Regions from separate parts of the Mus musculus genome. Here regions 2 and 3 are each linked to region 1. A link is a loop called in an ENCODE intact Hi-C map of the cell type or tissue named here. Cell type or tissue: left cerebral cortex. All regions are shown on one strand. Region 1 has its middle 19 kb from the start of Gm41019. Region 2 holds the start of Tent2 (terminal nucleotidyltransferase 2). Region 3 overlaps Tent2 (terminal nucleotidyltransferase 2).

Region 1 (2,500 bases):
GTTAAAAATAAAAATTTAAAACCCACACACACACACCAAAAAACCTTCTTTGTTTCCAAGAGCTGCCTAATTTGTAAATCCTTCTTGTTTTCTTTGTTCAAAGAAATTTCATAAAATTCAATTCATTATAGAAATGTTCCTTTCAGCAAACCAAGGCATAATCTCCAAACATCGTGGGGTTCATTTGGAAATCCATAATGTAAAGGCATTTTGAAAATGCTGCTATGTTAAATCTTGTGTCTATCTCTCTGTGTCACTTTCCTTTCTGTAGGACTATTTCACAATAAAAAGAAAACTTGAGCTATTTTAAGCTGACCCAAAGTGAAAATTTGGTGATATTAGTGATGACAGCCCCTTATTAATAAAGACCCGGATGAAAGAATACGGGGAAGCAAAGAGGACTTCCTGCAACCTCTGGAAGGACAAGCCTGTCACAACCAACTACAAGATAGAGTGAAAGAAACTCTCATGTGTCAACACATCGTGAGACACGGGTCAGGGCTCTGTGCGCCCCGTGACATTGATCACCCTGTGGTTTAAATAAGACGGAGGAAACAGAAGTTCTTCATCAGCAACAAAAGAATCTCACAGAGGACTCAATGCTGACAGGCCCTTGGGATAGCTGATCCAGAGAGCAGTGAACCATCTTATACTGGAGAGATAGTGGAGATGGGCAGCTGGCCATCGGAATCTCTGCTCTCCCCTCCACAGGGTGGACTTGGTACCCATAATCTAAGAGCTGGGGACATAAAAACAAGTGGGCCCCTGGGGCTGGTTGGCCAGTCCTCAAAGCTTAATTGTCAAGCTCCAGGCCAGTGAGTAAGAGAACCTGTCTTAAAAAGTATTAGAAAGGTAGAAAGGTGGACTGTGCCTGTGGAATGATATTCATTCTCTCTCTCTCTCTCTCTCTCTCTCTCTCTCTCTCTCTCTCTCTCTCTCTCTTTCCCCCCTCATATGTCACCTGCACACACATATAAAATTTAATGTAATGTACAGAGGATGCCAATGAATACACATGCTATTCATGTCGTTCATTACTGTTACCTTCATGGAATTATCAGACATTATTTGAAAGTTAGTTAATTCTAGGAGACTGTTCTATGGTTATAGCCCATCTCTAAGCGACTGTGACCATTACACGTACATCAAAATGCAAAACAAACAAACCCTCATCGATTCCCTTAAGGTTTTTAGAAACCTTATTAGAACAGTCAACTAGAAACTTTACAAGCCAAAGCTGCGGAATCAGTTCTTTCTTAAGAGCAGGACAGGTGACTCAAAGCCCAATTCACCAGGTGCCTCTGCCATTCAGCTGCAGGTCCAGCTATGGCCAGCAGAGGGCAGTGTTATACACAGACTTTGCCACTTTGGACGCTCACTGTCCGTGGTTTGGGGTATTCTTTTCCGCCTTATTTTTAATCGCCTGTCTCTGAAAGAAAAGCTGTGGTATTTCAGAAGTGACTGTTTTTCCCCAGGTTCTTATCTGCTTGTGTTGCGTTTTGTTACCTTGCCTGTTTCTGCTGGCTGCAACAGGCTCGGGTGATGTGGGGAGGCATTCTAGGCTGGAAGGGTAGAAATGGGCTCTGCAATAGGTGTGCCCTGGAAAGTGGGGGCGTCCCCAAACTCCCACCTTTTCCTCGAATCTGCTTGTGCAGCCACCTACTCTCTTTGTCTTTTCTTGGGTCTCTCTTCACCTGCCTTGTTTCTGCCGCTGACTCCATCCATTTCTCTCCCACACCATAGCAAGCCTGGGGCTACAGTGACCTCCAGTGATGCCTAATTGTGCGGTGCCTGTGAACATTTTCAGAAGCTCCTGTGTGAGGCCCTGGGACCCACTGGTGAGCCCAGTAAGAAACTGTGTGGCTCTTTCCTGTCCCCTCATCTCTTCATAATGCTTCCTAAAAGAGCTGAACTCCGGCACCCCCTTCCCTGGAAAACCTCTCTGGATCTTGGACTGACGCCGGCATTCCCGGCATCCCCTCCGTGATGCTTATGACAGTGTCAGCTCCTCACCGTTGCCTGTCCCTCTCTAAAGTCTGGGAGTCAGGAACTCTTTCTTCCCTTTCCCTCTTTGCATTTATGCTGCAAGCTTCTTTTGGGACCTTGAGGACAGAAACGCGAAGAGTCTTGATGTCGGTCCTCCCAGCGTGGGGCACGCCGCCTCATCCAGTTAACTAGCAGGCAGAATCTGGGCCCAGCAAGTTGTTCTTTCCTTCCCTAAAGACTTCTATAGACAACAGCCCCTGGCCTCTGTCTCTGAAACTCCCACTCACCCTCGCATCCACTAGCCATCTGTCTCCCTCCCATATTTCTGACCTTTCAGAGAACAGATGAGTCAGACACCCTGTCTAGAGTCCACAGACATTCACTTCATCTCCAGCCTCTCCAGATCATGTGCACTGGTGACTACATCTAATTTCTCCTTGAACTGCCTGCCTTGCTCTCTCCAGTGGCCTCACCTTGCCTGTGCTTCGGCCCCACTTCCTCCTGTGGGCAGCCC
Region 2 (2,500 bases), 210 kb after region 1:
AGTTTCACAGAGTCTGTGTATTTCTCGAACACATACAATTGGGGCAATTCACACCAACCAGTGTTTCTATTACAGGTTACTAATCAGTACAGATTAACCGTGTTAATAGCTGTTAACACAGCAAAGCCCTATAGTACTAAACTATGTACTATGATGGTAGTGTGACTTCACAAAAACCATACGCTAAACACGTTAAATTTCCAATCCTGTTTGACCTGCACAATTTTTCCTCTTCCTCTTATCAACAAACTAATTACTTTAAACAACGCTCAAATAGGGCAAAACAAGAAACTTAAATCACAGATACCAGGAAACACATTGCCCCTTGTGTTCTTAAGCAGTTAAAGAAAGGAGAGCCCAACCACAAATATGACTAGGAAAAGTGAATTCGACCATCAGCCAGTCCTGACCTGACTGAGATGACTCCATGCTGTTTAATTGTCTCAGAGATAAATGCCTTCCACAAGAGTTCGTTAATTTAGACATTTACCTTGGGTCTCCACTGCCTTTTGGAACTCCAAGAGGGAGTATCAAGACAGTCTTACTCTTTCGGTCTAGGGAGTGAGGAGAGGGCGGGAGGCGACATGAGAACTAGCGAGAAGACAGATCAGAGAAAGGCCAACATTCTTCCCAAAGTCCGGCGGCCTGGGAACGCCCCTAATCCAGGGAGCTCCGGGGGAGCGCCAGGCTCTCCCGCGCAAAACACAGCGCCAGTCTCAGCCAAGTTTCACGCGCCCGGCCGGGGACCGGGGCCTGCACTCGTGCATCCCCACCGAAGCCCTGAAACTCACCGGCGTCCACGCCGAAGGGCCGAGCGGGGCCCAGCGGCACTGCCCGCCAACACGCTCCCAGGCCGGAGCTGCCGCCCGAGCAGGCAGAGGTAGGAGCAGCCAGCGGCCCGGCGCAGCGAGGCCCAGCTCGGGCGGGCAGGGCGGCGGAGAGTCACGAGCCTAAGGCCAGGCCCGCGCGGCCGTGGAAGGCTGGGGGTGGCGACAACAAAAAGAAAGGGGGGTGGGGGAGGAAAAAAAAAAAAAGGCGGAAGACTAAAAAGTCGCCGAAAAGGCGGCGTAGACAACCCTGTCACAGGACCCGGAAGATCAACGTGACCCCGGAAAGGAATCATCAGCGGGAGCGAAAGGTCAGACTTCCGGCAGCCGACACTGGAGAGCGCGTTTGCTGAGCTGCGCAGGCGCACAGCCCCACCCTGGTCCAGCCAGGGAGTCTGCGGCGGCTGCTGAGATGGTGGCGAGGGAAGGTACAGCCCGGCCCTTCCGCAGGGCAGTAGGCCACCCCGCTCCGCTGGCGCCGCCTCCTAAGTTACGTGCCGCTGGCCATTTCCAGGAGGCCTGTTCTGTCCATGGAGGGCCTTCCAGGAGATATCCAAAACCAACCTTCCCATTGCTGGAAAGATCAGTATGAAATCGTGGGTGATGTTCTCCTCAACAACAAACAAACAAAAACAGTTTCTTGGAGACAAAATCATGCCTCTAAGGCCCCCAAAACCACCCACACATTACCCTGCCCTAGCTCGCACTCACTTGTCTAACAAATACCCACCATTGTTTCTCATTGAGAGAACTTTAGTATCTGGTGAAACTGTCTAAACTGCTTGATTTATTGATGAATATCTGTAAACAATAGCCCTGTTTTGTCCCCGTAGAATCTGACCGTTCCCAATCCCGAAAGTAATGATTTGTTTACTGCTTTTTGGTTTTCTTGTTATTTATTCTGGGTTTTTTTCCCCCATTGTTTTTAGTTTGGTTGTTTTTTTGTTTTTGTTTTGTTTTTGTTTTGTCGGGACAGGGTTTCTCTGTATAGCCCTGGCTGTCCTGGAACTCACTTTGTAGACCAGGCTGGCCTCGAACTCAATAGTTATTCAATTTTTAATTTTTCTACCTTAATTCACAAACTGAGGTCATTTCTGTGATAATACTTAGAGTCGTTTGATAACTTACTATATGAATAATAACTTAACTGAATCCCACTTATTTCGATAAAGAGTTTTCGTTTCACTTGACTTGCAAAGTCTTTATAAATTATATTTGAATCATTTAAATAATTTTTTAAAAAACTTGTCACGTGCTTCCGAGTATCATCTGATGTGGTAAATGTTAATTGTGCTTTGGTAATAAAGTATGTTCAGTTATTGTGTAGAGTATTTTATAAATGTCAGTTAAGTTGATCTTCAACATGGCTCTGGTTTCCTGTCTTGCTTGTCTTTTCGGGCATAAAAAGGGCATATAAGAAGGCTAGGGCCAAGACAGGTGTGGTGGTGCACGCCTTTAATCCCAGCACTTGGGAGGCAGAGGCAGGCGGATTTCTGAGTTCAAGGCCAGCCTGGGCTACAGAGTGAGTTCCAGGACAGCCAGGGCTACACAGAGAAACCTTATCTCGAAAAACCTAAAACAAACAAACAAAAATGTCAGCCTATCATGTATGAGTCTCTGGGTTCAATACCCAGCACTGAAAAAGTACTGAAATATGGCTATAATTATGGCTC
Region 3 (2,500 bases), 200 kb after region 1:
CCACCACTACCAAGTCATTCATTCATTCATTCATTCAAAAAACAGGATGCAAGAGACTAACAAATCAAATGTTTTAGGTTCTAATCCCAAATTTTGTAAGTTTAAAAAAAAAAAATCTGATCCTGACAGGTATACTCATGACAGGAAAATCAGTGATATTTAGAAAGAAAATAAATGTAGAAAATTAGGTACTCCTGATCCTTTTAAATACATTCTTTATATGAAACTTCAAGAGGCAAAACAAACAACTGTATTAAAATTACCTTATCTTTGGCCTCAGGCAGTGTGATTTCTCGAGGTTCTAACAGTGGAATTTCTCGAAGAGGTGGAACACATCTGACTATATCTGGTATATAGTGCGTGTGAAACAACGGTGGCATGGAATATCTTCTGTCACCTGATAAAGGCACTAGCTGGTTGATTATAGTTGGCTCTTGGTGGGGTGAATGGAAACGCTGCCGTTTACCATCAAGAGGAAAAGCTTTTTCATCGCTTATTCTCCTGAAAACAAGCAAATATACCTTAGTGACTAAAGTCACAGCTTCCTGACCAGAGATGCATAAAACATGGAAACAGATAATAACAACGCAGTAACTCTTTGGAAAAGGCAGCATTGTAAACTCCCTAGTGGACTTTTACTATTTACTTTCAGCACAAGAAATGCCTTCCAATGCCTGACAAAAATAAAGATAATTAATGATATGCACTTGAACTACCAAAATGAGTCACCACATTGAACACACTATAGAAAAATGGCTATTTATGCATTATACAATTGCTAAGAATTAAAAATAACTAACAATAGGTAAGTAAATTGAGTAATATATAGTGATACACACACACATATATTTTTAAGGGCCTTTGAACAGACCTATGTTCTGGCTCATTGGTGGGGGGAAAATGGACATTTTTATAAAGGCTATAAAAGGTAAAGGACTGCAGGAAATACTTGGAAAAAAGCTGTACTTCAGATAATGTGTGTTAACATAAATGTCTTGGGCATAATTAAAGTACTCTGGTTACATAGGTTCCATGTATTTTTATAAGGAAAAGGCTGACATGTTTTAGCATAAAGCAATGCCAACAGTTTCCTTCCCTGTAACTCAGGGGAACTGTGAGAGTGGAAGAGAAAACAAACAGCTGAGGTCTGCAGCCAATGACTGTAGGGAAGGCCACACAGAGGTCCATTAGACAAGCTTTTACATATCCCCACAAATTCCAAATTTTTCAAAAAAAAAACAAAACAAACAAACAAAAATAATTAAATCAGAAGAGAAAGCTTGCCAAGCTTTTGCAAAGCCCTGGGTTCAAACCTCAGGACCAGAAAAGAGGGAGGCAAGTAAGCTGACAAGGGAGTATTTACTAAGACGTTCGTTCACATAAAATATCTTATGTCACAGAAAATGGTTCAATTCCTTTCTAGCTCTAAAAGCCTTTGGGCCAGCACCATCTAAAGGATTTATTATTACACCGCTCCTCTGGGAGTCTTCCAACTCTTCTATCTTTGCAGACTCACAAAATAACTGAACTCCTACTCATAAGTAAAAGTATTCAGGGCTAAACACATAAGTGTTCATTTGTTATTTTTAATACTGAAAGTAATTACAGCATACACACTGAGTATCTCCAATTAAAATATTAATTTTAAAAAATCTTTAACTATGAACTAATGGAACTTATCTTTACTCATGGCTACTAAGGCAATTTCAAAAAATACACAAATAAAACTAATGAAGTCAATAGTCTTAGAACCAGTATATAACTTTTCCAATGACAATCCAGAAAACTTGGAATGTTCATCATATAAACTTGTTCATAGAAACTTGGTTCTAGAAGCAGAAAGCTACATTTCAAATTCCAGCTATACCATCCATGTCTCCATCCTTCAGCTTTTGTACAAACGAATAGGCTACACTGTCCATAATTTTATAAAACTGCTACACATTTCTTAGGACTATAACATTTCTTCTAAAACACTCGAGAAATACTTACTTCCTTCCTCGAAATAATGGAGATGTTGAGGTCTGTATTGGACTGACAGTTCCATATGTCAGGGGCTGTAAGGACACAGCTCTAGACAAGCTACCAAAAGCAAAGAACAATAGTAACATGAATATTTTTTCCTTAGAACCAAAAATCCCACACAAACTAAATACTTTACTAGTCAAAAACCAACACAAACAAAAACCCCAAGGTTTAATAATATTTTTTCAGGGCTGGAGAGATGGCTCAGTGGTTAAGAACACTGACTGCTCTTCCAGAGTTCGGGAGTTCAATTCCCAGCAACCACAACCATCTGTAATAGGGATCCAATGCCCTCTTCTGTGTCTGAAGAGAGTAACAGTGTCTCACATACATAAAATAAATAAATCTTTTAAAAATAAATAATAATAATAATAATTTCTCTATTTCTAAATACTGAACACAAAACTTTATATCAAAGAGAAAACAACTTAATGACATGGTACAATAGAACACCATACTTACTCTACATTTTGAA

The links. A loop is a pair of places that touch in the nucleus more often than their neighbours do. Peaks named below come from ENCODE experiments on the same cell type or tissue, not always from the same donor. Only the 100,000 strongest peaks of a DNase experiment are listed, where the experiment ranks them.
Region 2: it touches region 1 in a loop (2.6-fold over the local background); 3 of 42 quality-filtered maps call a loop at or near these places.
Region 3: a loop joins it to region 1, with 7 times the contacts of the local background. A loop is called at or near these places in 3 of 42 quality-filtered maps.

The regions. Positions count from the first base shown.
Region 1 is chr13:92,985,569-92,988,068 of GRCm38, forward strand. No RefSeq gene overlaps it. Among named protein-coding and RNA genes, the nearest start is that of Gm41019, 19 kb to the right of the region's middle. In left cerebral cortex, a CTCF peak has its summit at 1,328 (motif pointing right); DNase peaks (open chromatin) are centred at 1,377 and 2,281; H3K4me3 peaks cover 272 bases; H3K27ac peaks cover 1,816 bases.
Region 2 is chr13:93,191,303-93,193,802 of GRCm38, forward strand. It overlaps Tent2 (terminal nucleotidyltransferase 2), which reads right to left and starts at 1,115. Exons shown (of 15, transcript NM_133905.3): 1 at 792-1,115. In left cerebral cortex, a CTCF peak has its summit at 1,211; DNase peaks (open chromatin) are centred at 734 and 1,161; H3K4me3 peaks cover 1,716 bases; H3K27ac peaks cover 1,269 bases.
Region 3 is chr13:93,183,816-93,186,315 of GRCm38, forward strand. Tent2 (terminal nucleotidyltransferase 2) reads right to left here. Exons shown (of 15, transcript NM_133905.3): 2 at 2,488-2,500; 3 at 1,993-2,082; 4 at 264-501. Among named protein-coding and RNA genes, the nearest start is that of Tent2, 7.4 kb to the right of the region's middle. In left cerebral cortex, no CTCF peak of the experiment used is centred here; a DNase peak (open chromatin) is centred at 1,463.